3 separate regions of the Homo sapiens genome follow, and regions 2 and 3 are each linked to region 1. The links are chromatin contacts, found by Hi-C or POLR2A ChIA-PET in ENCODE. All regions are on one chromosome and are shown on one strand. Each heading gives the region's core, a stretch centred on a gene start or an enhancer-like site at or near the end of the contact. The rest is flanking DNA. Distances are from core to core; before and after follow the strand shown. Region 1 holds the start of GSKIP (GSK3B interacting protein). Region 2 holds the start of WDR25 (WD repeat domain 25). Region 3 holds the start of CYP46A1 (cytochrome P450 family 46 subfamily A member 1).

Region 1 (4,352 bases), core at 1,023-3,522:
ATGAAAGTGCCTAGTACAATGCCTGACATAAATACATACTCAATAAACATTAACTGCCTTTCTTTTGATCTTAGGCCATGTGATGTAATACTTGCTAGATGTGTGATGGGGCAAACTGCTTAACTCCATCTGTAAAATGGAAATATTAATGCCCACCTTATAGGGTTAAAGTCATTAAAGGATAATGCATACAAAGCCCTTCCACCCACAAAAGGCATTAATAAATCCTGAACCCTCTTTTTTCAAGATAACCTATTCATAACTGTATCAAAAGTATAGAATCATGGGTTGTTGAATTCAAAAATATCCTTCAGAATCCCTATCTTTTGGAAGAATTACAGGAATACAATACCATAAGACGGACGACACAGAGATGAAGTGTGTGCTCCATTAGTGTTTACTGAACTCAGGTGAATTGCTAAGTCCATTATCACTCGGCTAATTGTGGCGGTCTGGAGAGTCTCTCCAGGGGTAGGACTCTCACCTCCTGGTGAGCGACTGGGTCTTACTGCTCTCAAACCAGGGCTCTTTCCACTATCTTGTGTCCTCTCCCTAGTTTATGTCAGGTACATACTGATAAAATTATATACTGATTTATAGTCTCTAGCACAAATTCGCTTAAGGGTCATAATAAGGTATTTCCATAATTTAAGATTTTCTGTGGCTAAGGAAGTAAGGGTTGGGCAAAGGGTAGAAGTCACTCTATTCCTGTCAAACCCAAAAGTGAATATACTTTAAGTAAAATGCTATGCATTGAACACACAAATGCAGGTACGACTGCATGTGGTGAGTCGAAATTCAGATGAAGCACCTGTATAGCAATGAGTGAATTCACAGCCTCTAGATGACAAGTAGAAGGCAGGTTTTAAAATGTCTGAAAATTGCAACTTCAGCGCTTTTGCAACACCTGCTTTTACGATCTGTCACGTGGAGCAAAGAGGCATAACTCAACAGCACTACTAGGGCCAGACGACCATTCACAGGCTGGATACACAAACCTATCTTGTAAACATATAATCAAGCAAAAGCAGGCAAACCGGCACAAGAGGCCTTCACCTAACTTTCTTCCAGATGGCAAACGCTGCACGATGACAAACAAGGCAAACATGGTGCGCAAGCAGCCAACCCAAAACAAATAACTAGGGATTCTGACATCCAAAGGTCCTCTTCATCCTTAATCCTTCCAGAATGTCATCCCACAAGGCAGGGTTTGTTTGCCACAAAACCCTGCGGCCCCTCACATCCCGAGGGACAGTTCTGGTCACCTCCTCCCACGGACCTATTGAGCCTGCTTCACAGACCCCCGAAGCACTGACTCAATTATTCCCACAGTGTAGATTCCATTACATCTGTTAAAGTTTCCGGAACACGTGATTTAGGAGAGCAAACTTGTTAGAAACAGATTAAACAACACTCTAACACATTTCTCTGAGCCGTGTCACACTCGGGTCCAAACAATTCCCAAGGAGGGACTGACTGTCACCAATCTTGGATGGCACTGGTTCAAAGCGCCCTAAAGAGGGGAGCGAGCCCCGCCCGGCTCGCCGCCGGCAGCTCTTACCCATTTGTCCAAGGGGACCTGGGCGAGGGACCCGGTGCCTTGGTACAGGTCCAGGCTGAGCTGCTCCAGGCTCAGCTTCTCCTGCAGAAAGTGGCCCAGGTACCTCTGCAGGAGGTACCGGCAGGCCCTCTTCTTGATGGACTCCGAAAACGGCCAAGGCATAGTGACTGCTGGCAGCTGGGCTGACTGCGGCTGCGGGTTGCGACGGCTCCGGCCTCGGGGTAGCGACTCCGGCTCCAGGCCGCGGCGGGGCCTAAGCCTGGGGCGGCCCCTCCATCCCTATTTGGTGCCGGGAGTCCCTCAGGGAGACCCCATCGCCGGCGCCGCACCGCTCGCGCTGGGCCTGGCGGAGGCAAGACGCAGAGGGGTCCTCCTGGCCCCAGGCCAGGGGACTTCCGAGGAGGGTCCCAACCGGCTCGGAGAGAGTGCAAGAGAGCGCGAGAGGAGGCGGCAGGGGCTGAGGCAGCCACCGCCACTGCCGCCGCGCGACGAATTTGTTGTCATCCGCGAGGCGCGTTCCCGGCTGTAGGGACGCTCCTGGCGCGTTCACGAGACCCAGACTCCCGGCGCGCCGCCGGGCGCTGGCGGAAGTGACGCCACACTGGGGCCGCGGAAGGCGGGCAGAAGGGCGGGGGCTGGAGCAGTTCCGGCTCCGAGGGGGCGGGGCGGAAGAAGGCGGGGAGGGAGGGGGCGGCACCGCCGGTCGGCTCCAGTCGCCTCCGGAGGAAGGAAGAAGAGGACGCCGGGCGCGCAGGTGAGCGGCAGCCGGGGTGGCTGCGGGCGAGGGGCGGCCCCCGAGAAGGGCTAGGGGCTCGGGGCGCCGGCGGGCCGTCAGGCCTTCCGGATGGGGACGCGACGCCATGCAGCTGGCTGGGCCGAGAGGGGCGGCAGGCTGCAGGGGCCCCGCGCCCGTGTTAAGAGGGGTCTGGGGGCCGGTCTGGCCGGCCTGGCTCTCCCGGCTCCCCTCAGACCTCGGCGCCCCGGAAACGCACACTTGGGGCTCCGCCGTCTCCGCTGGGAGGACTGGAGCCCTTCTCGAGCATCCCCGCCCGCACCCGAGCATTGACCGGTGCCCATTGTCAGCAAGTTCTTCGGCCCCCGCCTCATTCAGGTATTGTTTCTGAGGCAGCTTCTTCGTTGCCGTTTGCCTGGCGGTTTGCAGAGCGCTTCTCGCATACGCTCGCTTAATCCTGGGTGTGTCATAGCAACGATCAGGAAACTTGGGTTTTCGAAGCATCTGTGGGCAAAACTGCATTCCTTGAGAAATGCTAAAGGCTCCTGACCCCGCCGGAACCTGGGTGAAGAACTTGGGCTGTTCTGGCAGTCTGCGCAATCGTATTTCTGCCTTTTGGGAGGTAACTCCTGCAGAGGCGGAGCCGGCTGTTAAGTTAAGTCAACCTCGAAAGGCCTGGGTGCGGGTGTTCTATGGCCCAGAAGCCAGATGTCCTTCGTTAGAATCCCGGCACTGACACCTATTAGCCGCCCAGCCACTTTGAGCGGCCACTGCCCTCCCCGAGCCCACGTTGCCTCCTTTGCCGAGTGTGAGCGGATTAAAATCTTATGTGCATGGATTTGTTGGGAAGATTAAATGATATGAGTAGGGCACGAACCTGAACAGAGTCCTGAAACATACAGCTGTTTAATCACAGTGAATTAAGACGACCAGTTTAAGGAGTGAAATGTTTACTGTCTCGGCAACTTTCATGAATGCCTTGGAAATACAGCCCAAAATATTGGTAGATGGAGAAACATCTGGTTCCCCTTTCCACAACCACCTTTTCGTTTTAGAACCAGGGTACTTTGTATGCAGTTGCTTGGATTGTTGATTTCCCTCATTCTTTGTAGACTCATCTCAAGTATTCTCAGTAACTTAGATTCCCTTGCTCTTCATTCAGAAATATTTGTTAAGGTCCATTAAATGAAAGTCACCACAGTTGATCATGTGAACAGTGTCAAGAATCAGGCCGAACCTTCAAGGAGTTTATGTTCTAAAACGGAAGCATGGTGGTACCTGCTTGTGGAGGCTGAGGCGGAAGGATCGCTTGAGCCCAGGACTTTGAGGCTGCATAATTGCATTGACGCTATCCATAGAGTGCCTGCAATTTCAAATATCAGAAAGGATCGTACGAGCTATGATCATGCCACTGCACTCCAGCCTGAACCACAGAGCAAGACCCTTTCTCTCAATAAAGTGGAAGTTTGTTCATTTATTCAGTAAATATTTATTGATTGCCTTCTGTGTGCCAAGCACTGTTCTAGGTACTGGGATTACAGCAGTGAACAGATAAATCTCTTCCTTCCTGGAACTTACATTTTATTGAAGGGAGGAGACATACAATAAATGAGTGAATAATATGCTTTGTGGTGATAAGGGCTGTTGGAAAAACGAAAGCAATGTAAAGGGAGTGGAGATGGGGAAGAGAGAAGGGACTTGCCATTTTTATATGAGATGGTAAGAGAAATTCTCTTGTTTAATAAGATTACATTTTAGCAGAAACTTGGAGAAAGCTGGGAAGTGAGGCACATGTATACCTGGAAGAGTTGTTTTCCATGCAAGGGGAACAGCAAGTGCAACGCCCTGTCACGGGAGAATGCTTGATGAATTTAGGGAACATCAAGAGTGAGTGAAGGAAAAAGTAGAAGCTGGGCAGTTTGGGGGTGGGGGGTGGGGCGGGCGGGGCGCAGAGGAAGCACATCATGTAGGGCCTCGTAGGCCATTGATAAGAACTTTGGAGCCGGGCACAGTGGCTCACTCCTGTAATCCCAGAACTTTTGGGAGGCCGAGGTGGGC
Region 2 (4,352 bases), core at 849-3,348, 4.0 Mb after region 1:
GAGAAAGCTAAAAAGCCTCTTGAAAATTAACCCCCAGTTCCCCCTTTTCAAGAACTTGAATCTTGTGCTCATTCTGAAAGTTTCCACTGTGGTGGAGGAGCATAATAGGCACTTAAAGAAACTGGGTATTGTATTGGGATGAGGAGTGGAAAGGACTATAGAATTGTTTAACAGAACAACATGATAAAGACTTGGGTTGCATCAAAATCATCTCACAGAGATCAGGGCACGCTGATTCTGCAATCTGGGGAAGGGTGGCATCAAGACAGCCAATTCTGGAGCAGGTGAGAAGAGAATGTGGCCCAGGAGTGTTTCTGGATCCCTGGAATACCACCAGGAGGTAGAATACCATCCTTTCTATCTTGGCCCCAGAGTGTAGGTGACAATACCTTTGGACTGGCAAGTTCCCAGAGGACAAGAAAATGACTTCTTTAGAGCAAGGATTTCTTGACACCTTTTGGGACCCATCATGTTCCATTTTTTTTAAACACTAAAAGAAAGATTGCTTTCCCCGCCAAATAACAGCATGAACATTATCTTAAAAGGCAAAGACATTAATTTCTATGAAGCCAGGCACGAGACACTTTTGGGTGTCACAATAAGAATGACAATACGTTCTGATGTTGAGCACAGAAGGAGGGTGCATCAGTGAAAATTATGACAGACAGCATGACGGTGCTGAGAGGCAAGCTACGGATCCAAGCCCGCGACTGCTCAGCCAGGATCTCTGTTCCCTATGGGAGCAGTGAATCACCTGAACTTTGGGTCAATGGAAGAAGTAAAATGCATAACACCCTAATCCTAAGACACAAGTCCTGACCCCCTAAACCAAGGTTTTCAGCACTTTGCTAAAAACACGAACAAGCTCTAAGCCTGGCAAAGATGGCAATACATACCCAGGTTGTGGAAGACACTGCAGAGGTGGCCACTGGTCACGCTGGGCAGTTGAGCTGCTGAGAGTGCCCTGCCCAGCCAGAAATGGTCTTTAATACTCTTCCCCTCTTTCTTTCAGTTTCCCTTCTGAAAAAAGATGCTTTTGTCTTTCGTTCTCCCCACCCTGCATTCAGCTAAGGGTTTCTTATAAATCACCCAGATTCTCAGAAACACTTGAGCTCTTGACCAACCTTCTTGATGAGACTGTCCAATCAGGGGTGGGTTGCCTGGGGGGCCAGGTTGAGACCAATGAAACCCTCTTGAGAATCGAGCCATTAGCTGGTCATTGCATCAGCCACCCCTCACCCCCCGCTGGCCTCCAAATAACCTCCCCACCCTCTTCCCGTTCCCCACCCTCAGCGTCAGTGTGACTGATTTTGTGTAGTCGTGGGCGGTGGAAAGAGAAACTGTAAATTCCCCGCATCTGTTCACCGAGGCGGCACAGTGCAGTGGAAAGATCAGGAGTTCTGGGGTCACAGACGCCTGGGTTTCAATCCCAGCTTGGACTTATTCGAAACCTTGGGCAAGGGTCGCATTACTTTTCTGCTTCCCCTTCGGTTTCCTCATCTGTGGAATGGGCATGGAGAAGCCTGCTAACATTACCGTTGAGGGGACTAAGTGCAACACTACGCAAAGCCTCTGGCACATGGCAGGCGCTAAATAAAAATGGGGGCCTCTCTCCTCGGGAAAAGCGAACAGGCGGAGACGATGAAGGGTGCCAGTGGGAAAGGGAGACGGGGTGGGTCGGCGGCGCTCAGAGGAAAGGGGCGAGGGGTCGGTGGCAGGCTCCGCGCCTCACAGTGCCAGAACGCGGCGGGCAGCAAGCCGGGCTCTAAGGATACTCCCGGGAGGGCCAGGCCACTGGGCGCCGCGCCAGCGTCCCTCCATCACTCCCTCCCTTGTTTCCTCACTCCGCCCCGGCCTTACTCCCCTCGCTTACCCTGCCCAGCCGGGCCAGTCAGCGCTCCCGGCTCAGCAACCGGCTGTCTCCTGGGCGTCCGTGGAAACGCCGTCCGGACGGAACAACTTCCGGCCCGACGGCGCCGTCATTGGCTGTTCGCGCGGGGGCGGGGCAGAGGCCGCCACTGATTGGCTGGCGGCCGCGGCGTCGCGTCGGAACGTGACTGGATGGTAGTGTGCTGGCCGGTCTGCCTCCGGGAGAACCGAGCGCTTCCGGTGCGTGTGGTGAGCGGCGGGCCCCGGGCTGGAGGGGCCGGGACTGGGCAGCGCCTAAAGCGCCCCGTGCCGCTTAACGCGGTCTCTCATAGCCGCTCGCCTTCCTTTCACTTCCTGTTCCTTCAGAAAGCGCTGTGCCTTGGACCAACCTTACTTCTTACTATTGACAGCTCAGCTAACTCCTATTCATCCTTCAAAACCCATCTCTGGTCGTATCTTGTTTGTTGCTTTCATCGCTCTGGGGCCTCCGGGGGGATCTGTGTTTTGTGTTTGATTTCCACCCACACCAGACCCAGCATAGGGCTTGACAAAGAGTACGTAATCAGGAAATGTTTGTTGAATGGGAATATCCTATTTCTTTTACTTCCTAGCATCTCCCCCTCCCACCCGTTTGCATTCCAGAAATATTTTTAGACGCTGGGCATTGAATAGTGAACAAAACACAGAAAGTCCTGTCCTCATGGGGCTGACTTGCTGATAGTGACTGTCAGAGTCACTCGCTCCTTCCTTAGACTCTTCTCCAGTGTCCCTGCCTTCCCTTCCATCTTACTGTCTGTTCCTCTTCGTTTAATCCCTCATCTCCTTCCAGAGGGAGCACGGGCACCCTGGTGGTGGGAATCTGGGTGCATGGTGGGTGGTGCCTGGGCAGAGGAGTTGAGAGTGGCCTCGGGACCAGGCTTAGCATTTAGAGAACAGAAATGCCAAATTATTTGCAGTGCACGGTTCCATTAGTTTATAATTAGTCTTTCATATTATATTAGTTCCATTGGAGATGAGCTGGCTGGCTGGCTTTAGAAGTTGTTGTTGTTGTTGTTGTTTTTTGAGACCAAGTCTCGCTCTGTAGCCCAGGCTGGAGTGCAGTGGCGTGATCTCCACTCACCGCAACCTCCGCCTCCCGGGTTCAAGCAATTCTGCGGCCTCAGCCTCCAGAGTAGCTGGGATTACAGGCGCGCACCACTGCACACGGCTAAATTTTTTTTTTTTTTGTATTTTTAGTAGAGACGGGGTTTCACCATGTTGGCCAGGCTGGTCTTGAACCCCCGACCTCAGGTAATCCGCCCTTCTCGGCCTCCTACAGTGCTAGGATTACAGGCGTGAGCCACCGCGCCCGGTCGTTTTATTTAAACTCTGGCTTTGCGTGTGGAAGTTGTTACCTGCCTGGAATGGGCTGCGAACGGGGGCGGCATTACTAGAGGAGGCTGACTACAGACATTTATGGAATGATGACCTGACTTGTAGACCAGTGGAACCCTCAGGCGAATGATGCCACTTGGGGGAAAGGTGTGGAAGAGGTTGGGTGGTTGATTCCAGGGGACATAGAAACCCATTGTCTAGAAGAAGAGATGGGTAATAGGCTGTCTGGAATGACTTAGAAAAGGACTTGGAGGGAATCTGTTGATGCTGACCTGACTCCACCTGTTGGGGGATGGAGGCGGAGCTTGGCGTGTTTGATTAAGGTTGGGTGCACTGGGTTTTCTTGGAAGTCGGTCTATTGCCTGAGCGTTCTGTGCTGTTCCACCGCGCCCTCTGCTGTCCTAGGAGTGCCTAGCACCCTTCTTTTTCTCTGGATTGTGCTTGGTGCTAACAGCACAGAAGTAAAAAATTACCAAAGCACTTCTTTCTGGGAACTAATTGATAACCATGTATTGTGTATGATGGTTCAGAATTTCAGAAAGATTTTTTTTTTTTTTGAGACGAAGTTTCACTCTTGTCGCCCAGGCTGGGGTGCAATGGCGCGATCTTGGCTCACTGCAACCTCTGCCTCCTGGGTTTAAATGATTCTCCTGCCTCAGCCTCCCGAGTAGCTGGGATTACAGGCGTGTGCCACCACGCCCGGCTAATTTTTGTATTTTAGTAGAGACAGGGTTTCACCATGTTGGCCAGGCTGGTCTCGAACTCGACCTCAGGTGATCCGCCCACCTCGGCCTCCCAAAGTGCTGGGATTACAGGCATGAGCCACTATGCCCTGCCCAGAAAGATTTTTTTTAACAAGTAGAAATTCATTGCAGTGTGAATCTGTGTGTTGGGAGTGAAATGGGTGGATTTGGATCATGCCCTCAGAATTGCTCCCTGCACACTTGGGTAGACGGACACCTCAGGACCTTAGCCTTGTGCTGTGGGCCTGTCTGTCCAGCTGGCTGCTACAGAGATGGGATACCTGGGGGAAGAATGTTCCAGGCAGGCCGGGCGCGGTGGCTCACGCCTGTAATCCCAGCACTTTGGGAGGCCGAGGCGGGCGGATC
Region 3 (4,352 bases), core at 731-3,230, 3.3 Mb after region 1:
TAGAGATGGGGTTTCTCCGTGTTAGCCAGGATGGTCTCGATCTCCTGACCTCGTGATCCGCCCGCCTCGGCCTCCCAAAGTGCTGGGATTACAGGCGTGAGCCACTGCGCCCGGCCTCTAAAACTTTTAAATACATTTTCACTCCTGCTCTAAAACTTGCCTCTCACTCTGCCTTACGCCCCTCAGTCGAATTCTTTCTTCTGAGGAGGCAAGAACTGAGGCTGCTGCAGACCCATATGGATTTGCTGTTGCTAACAGTACCATTGTTCCAGGGGTCTGGAGAGACAAGGCAAGAGAAAGTCCTCTTCAGACAGTGCGATGCACTGTGTAATCTCAGGGAGCCGTTCCACAAACTGGATACTAAATGTGATGCCGTCACATTTCTTTTCTAGCTAACCACCCCAACCCACCTTCCAGTGCGCAGGAATCCACACCCTCCTTCTTGCAGCCTCATCCTCCCTCCAAATTGCCCTCAAGCCCCGGAGCTTTCACAGCCCACAGGGGACCTGGTGGCTCCGTTCCACACCTCACCCCAGCAGGGCCAGCCTGAGTTACCCTGTGGGCCTGCGGCTGCCTGTCACCGCCGCCACACGGGGGCGCCATAGCAAGCCAACATCCCCGAGTCCAACTGGGCGGCCGGGCCAGGCGCCGGGGGGATGGATGCTCTGCTGCCCACCTGTCCAGGCTGCGGTGGCCCCGAGGGCAGAAGTCCCGCCTCCTCCGTGCTGGGCACGGCTCTTAAGACTTGGCCGTCTCCGTCGCCCCTCAGCCCACACCCCTAACAGCCATGTCCCATGTCCCTAACTATACCTGGGAAGGCGGTACCAAGGTCCCCTTCGTTTTCCAACCCCCAACCTCTCCAGGACTGGCTCAAGCGTGGGGCAGGGGCATTGCCTCTTCTCAGAAACCCAGCAGCATCTACACTCCCTGGGCCTCTACCTCCAGCCCGGGGGACCTTTACCTGGGCTAGGAGTGGGCACACCTGGCCTTCCCCTGCCACGACTTTCACGCTGGGTGGTCCCTCGGGATAGGAATTGGGAACTAAAACGCCCAGAATTGGCCTCATCTTCATACGGGATGGGCAAGGAGACGCGGGTTACGACAGAGGGGGAAGCCCTGGTCATTATTTCGAAAATACCTTCTCCTCCGCTACCCCCGCCTCCCCGGCACATTTCCCGCTTTCCCTGGAGGGCGGACCCAGATTTTCATCCCTCCAACTCCAACTCCTTCGGGCCTGAGCCAGCGCCTCAGATGGGGCTTCGCCTGGTCTAGGAGGGTCCGCAGGCCCCCGAGTCTCTGGGAGAACAGCCTCCGGCCACGCCGTGCGCTCTCGGTCGCAGACACAGGCGTCCCTGGGTCCCGCAGGATCCTGCCACCAGCCCGCGGGCCCCGCTGGCGGACCACGGGCGCTAGGCGTGGACTGTCCGGGCGGAGGAGGCGCCCCGGGGCAACTGGAGAACAACTTTGGGGGTCTGGGGTTCCAAGGAGAAGTTTGGGAACAGTCGGCGTTATGCGGACTTTTGCAGGCTGGGATGGGGTTTCCGGGCAGGTTTGGGGGAAAAAGGAAGGGGCCTAAGACCGCGCGCGGAAAGATGCCGTTATTTGGAGGCGCCGAAGCGGGCGGAGCCAGCCAGCAGGACTTCGCGCCGCCGCCGGGCCAGAGCGCTGAGGATCGGCGTTGCCAGGGACAACGCGTTCTGGGCGGAGCTGCTGCTGGGGCGGACCTGAGTCTGAAGAGGTGGGGGCGGAGCCTGGGGGGCTGAGCCAGAAGCGGAGTTGTGATTGGTGAAGACCACATGCTCGGGGTGGGGCCTGGGCTGGGGCGGTGTGGAGGTTGGGGCGGAGCTCTGGGGGGCGGGGCGGGGCGGGGGAGGGCCCGGAGCGCCGGAGCCGGAGGCGGAGACGTGGTTGGCGGGGACTGTGCGCCCTGGGAGGGGTCGGAGTCGGCGGGGGCGGAGCCGAGCGGGCGGGGAGGGTGCTGGGTCGCGCCTGGCCTGGGGCCGAGGCGGCGCGCGGCGCTGACAGCTGAGTCGGCTCGCGGCCTCCCGGCCCCCTCGGCGCCCGGCCCGACCCTGGCCTGGCCTGCCCTGCCCCGGAGCCATGAGCCCCGGGCTGCTGCTGCTCGGCAGCGCCGTCCTGCTCGCCTTCGGCCTCTGCTGCACCTTCGTGCACCGCGCTCGCAGCCGCTACGAGCACATCCCCGGGCCGCCGCGGCCCAGGTGAGCGGGGCTGGGGGCGGGGCCTGGCTGGGGTGCTGGGACTGGGGGCCTGGGGACAGCGTCTAAGCCGGCGTCCAGGCCGGGGGTCCGGCCTCGCCTAGTGCGCGCGGCCGCTGGGAGTCGGCGGCCCCGAGAGGGGCGCTAACTATTCTTAGTAACAAATTACTCACAGCCGCAGCAGCTGCTGGGCGCCCACCGCGCACAGCTGGGCCCCACAAACGTGATGGCAGCCACAGCCCTTTCAGGTAGGCGCTATTGTTAACCCATCGTTCAGACGAGGAGACTGAGGCGCTCAGAGGCGAAGTCACCTGCCCAAGGTCACACGGTTGGTAAGCCTAGATTTAAGCCCAGGTCAGCCTGCCTCCAAAGTGGGCGCTGTTAACTTTGGGACTTGGACAGGGTCAGCCTGGATTGGAGCACGCTGTACTTCAGTCATGTTTCCTTTTGCTTGTATTTCTGTTCTGGGACACCCCATTTGTCTTCTCCTTAGTACTTACAATTGCATTCTTGGTCCCCACCCCCACGCAACTTACACCCCCCTCAACTTGCCAACCCCCCCCCACCCCCAGCTTAGCTTTGTGAAGCTTAAATTAAATGTGTCATTTCCCTGCTCCAAGGGCTTCCCATCACTTGACAACTAAATGCAGTTCTAAATTAAGTCGGCTGCATGGCCCGCGAGGCCCCTGCCGAGCACTCAGAACCCACTCTGCAGCTTGCTCTTTCCTCTTGCTTTCTCACTACTGCCCCCAGCCTTTCTTCTCCCAGCCTCCCCCTCCCCCCGCCCCCCCCGCAGCTTCCCTCCCCCCGGGTCCTTTTCTCAAGCCTGGGCCTGGCGGGCTTCTTCCTCTGCTTGTCTCAAACAGGCCTTGCCCAGCACCTTGTGTAAAGACCACCCAGCCCCAGACTTCTCAGGGGCCATCACCTCTGAGGTTACCTTCTTTCCACCTGTTGACTGTCTGTTCACCTGTTGACTGTCTCCCCCTCTAGAATGTGAGCCCCGGGAGGACAGGGACACTCTGTGTTCGCTTGTGTATCCCCAGTGCCTGGCGTGTTGCAGATCTCAATAAATATTTGTTGAATGAATGAATAAACAATTGTATTAGACACACTTTTTAAAATCTCAGGACATGAATATTCTGGAAGGCACCCATCTCCAGCACAAGCCAGATGTACTGGCGTTAGAAGCCTGAATCTCTGCTTGATGGGTTCAGGAAAGATCTCTGTGGCTGGTGACATAGGGAGGCACCTGTTCTCCCTGCTGGCTCTCTGCCCTTCTGGTGCTCTCTCTCTCTCTCCTTGCTTAGCTCCTCTGCCTTCTACTTTACCTGGATGCTTCTTCCCCCAGCCTTCCAGGTTTGGCTTCAATGCTAACTCCTCAGGGAGGTTCCTCCTGCTCCCCCAAAAATATTATGTTCATTTTATAAACCCTGAAATCACTGTAATTTTCCTTTACAGCATAATGTTAATTGGGCAATTATTTGTGCAAGTTTTTCCTAAGTGTCTCTTTTCCATGGGCCCCCTGTCTGTCTCAGTCACTGCTGCATCTCCGACATGTAGCAGCACATTGTACATGCATAGTAGACACTCTATGAATAGCAATTCAAGGTTGAATGGTGGAAATCTCCCGTGAGTTCCGTGGTGGACACTATCACCCTCTCAAGTTTTCAGAGAAGCCATCAGCACTTAGAATTGAATGAGTTTGGTGCTTGTTCTGATAAGTTTCATCGTTACTTGGTCTTCTCATAAACTCAAATGACCTGTTCTGGTCTCTGTGTCTTGAGAAAGCAGAATTTAAATCATCTTAAAAAAAATTGAAATGTAACTTGCATTCCACAAAATGTATTCTTTAGTGTATGATTCAGTGGTTTTTGGTACATTCACAGCACTGTGCAGCCATCGCCACCGATTTCAGAACTGTTTTGTCACCCCAGAAAGAAACCCCGTACCCATTAGCCATCACTCCTCATTTTCTCCCACCCCTCACAGCCCTGGCAACCATGAATCTGCTTTCTGTCTCTGTGGATTTGCCTGTTCTGGACATTTCATATAAATGGAATCATACAATATGTGGCCTTTTGTGTCTGGCTTCTTTCACTTAGTATAATGTTTCAAAAGTTCATTCATGTAGTAGCA

Evidence for each region. Hi-C counts contacts between places; a loop is a spot of excess contacts on that map. ChIA-PET counts read pairs that join two places held with the same protein, here RNA polymerase II (POLR2A). Pooled maps may share reads with other maps.
Region 2: a map of naive thymus-derived CD4-positive, alpha-beta T cell shows a loop between it and region 1 (9-fold over the local background). The contact joins the promoter of WDR25 here to the promoter of GSKIP in region 1. A Hi-C loop is called at or near these places in 1 of 168 maps with a recorded cell type or tissue (naive thymus-derived CD4-positive, alpha-beta T cell), 1 of 37 single-sample maps with no recorded cell type and 7 of 50 pooled maps. POLR2A ChIA-PET finds 5 or more read pairs at or near these places in 1 of 52 experiments (activated CD4-positive, alpha-beta T cell).
Region 3: a loop to region 1 is called in a map of CD8-positive, alpha-beta T cell, with 11 times the contacts of the local background. The contact joins the promoter of CYP46A1 here to the promoter of GSKIP in region 1. A Hi-C loop is called at or near these places in 3 of 168 maps with a recorded cell type or tissue (CD4-positive, alpha-beta T cell and CD8-positive, alpha-beta T cell), 1 of 37 single-sample maps with no recorded cell type and 8 of 50 pooled maps.

Annotation. Positions count from the first base shown.
Region 1 is chr14:96,361,254-96,365,605 of GRCh38, forward strand. GSKIP (GSK3B interacting protein) reads left to right here and starts at 2,273. Exons shown (of 4, transcript NM_016472.5): 1 at 2,273-2,315. ATG2B (autophagy related 2B) reads right to left here and starts at 2,088. Exons shown (of 42, transcript NM_018036.7): 1 at 1,562-2,088. The coding sequence starts at 1,723. RefSeq lists enhancers at 648-717, 1,959-2,253, 2,174-2,994 and a silencer at 2,196-2,545.
Region 2 is chr14:100,374,387-100,378,738 of GRCh38, forward strand. It overlaps WDR25 (WD repeat domain 25), which reads left to right and starts at 2,099. Exons shown (of 7, transcript NM_001161476.3): 1 at 2,099-2,109. WARS1 (tryptophanyl-tRNA synthetase 1) reads right to left here and starts at 961. Exons shown (of 11, transcript NM_004184.4): 1 at 897-961. RefSeq lists enhancers at 913-1,052, 1,063-1,422 and silencers at 1,933-1,992, 2,183-2,232.
Region 3 is chr14:99,682,318-99,686,669 of GRCh38, forward strand. It overlaps CYP46A1 (cytochrome P450 family 46 subfamily A member 1), which reads left to right and starts at 1,981. Exons shown (of 15, transcript NM_006668.2): 1 at 1,981-2,219. The coding sequence starts at 2,101. RefSeq lists an enhancer at 476-545 and a silencer at 1,786-2,365.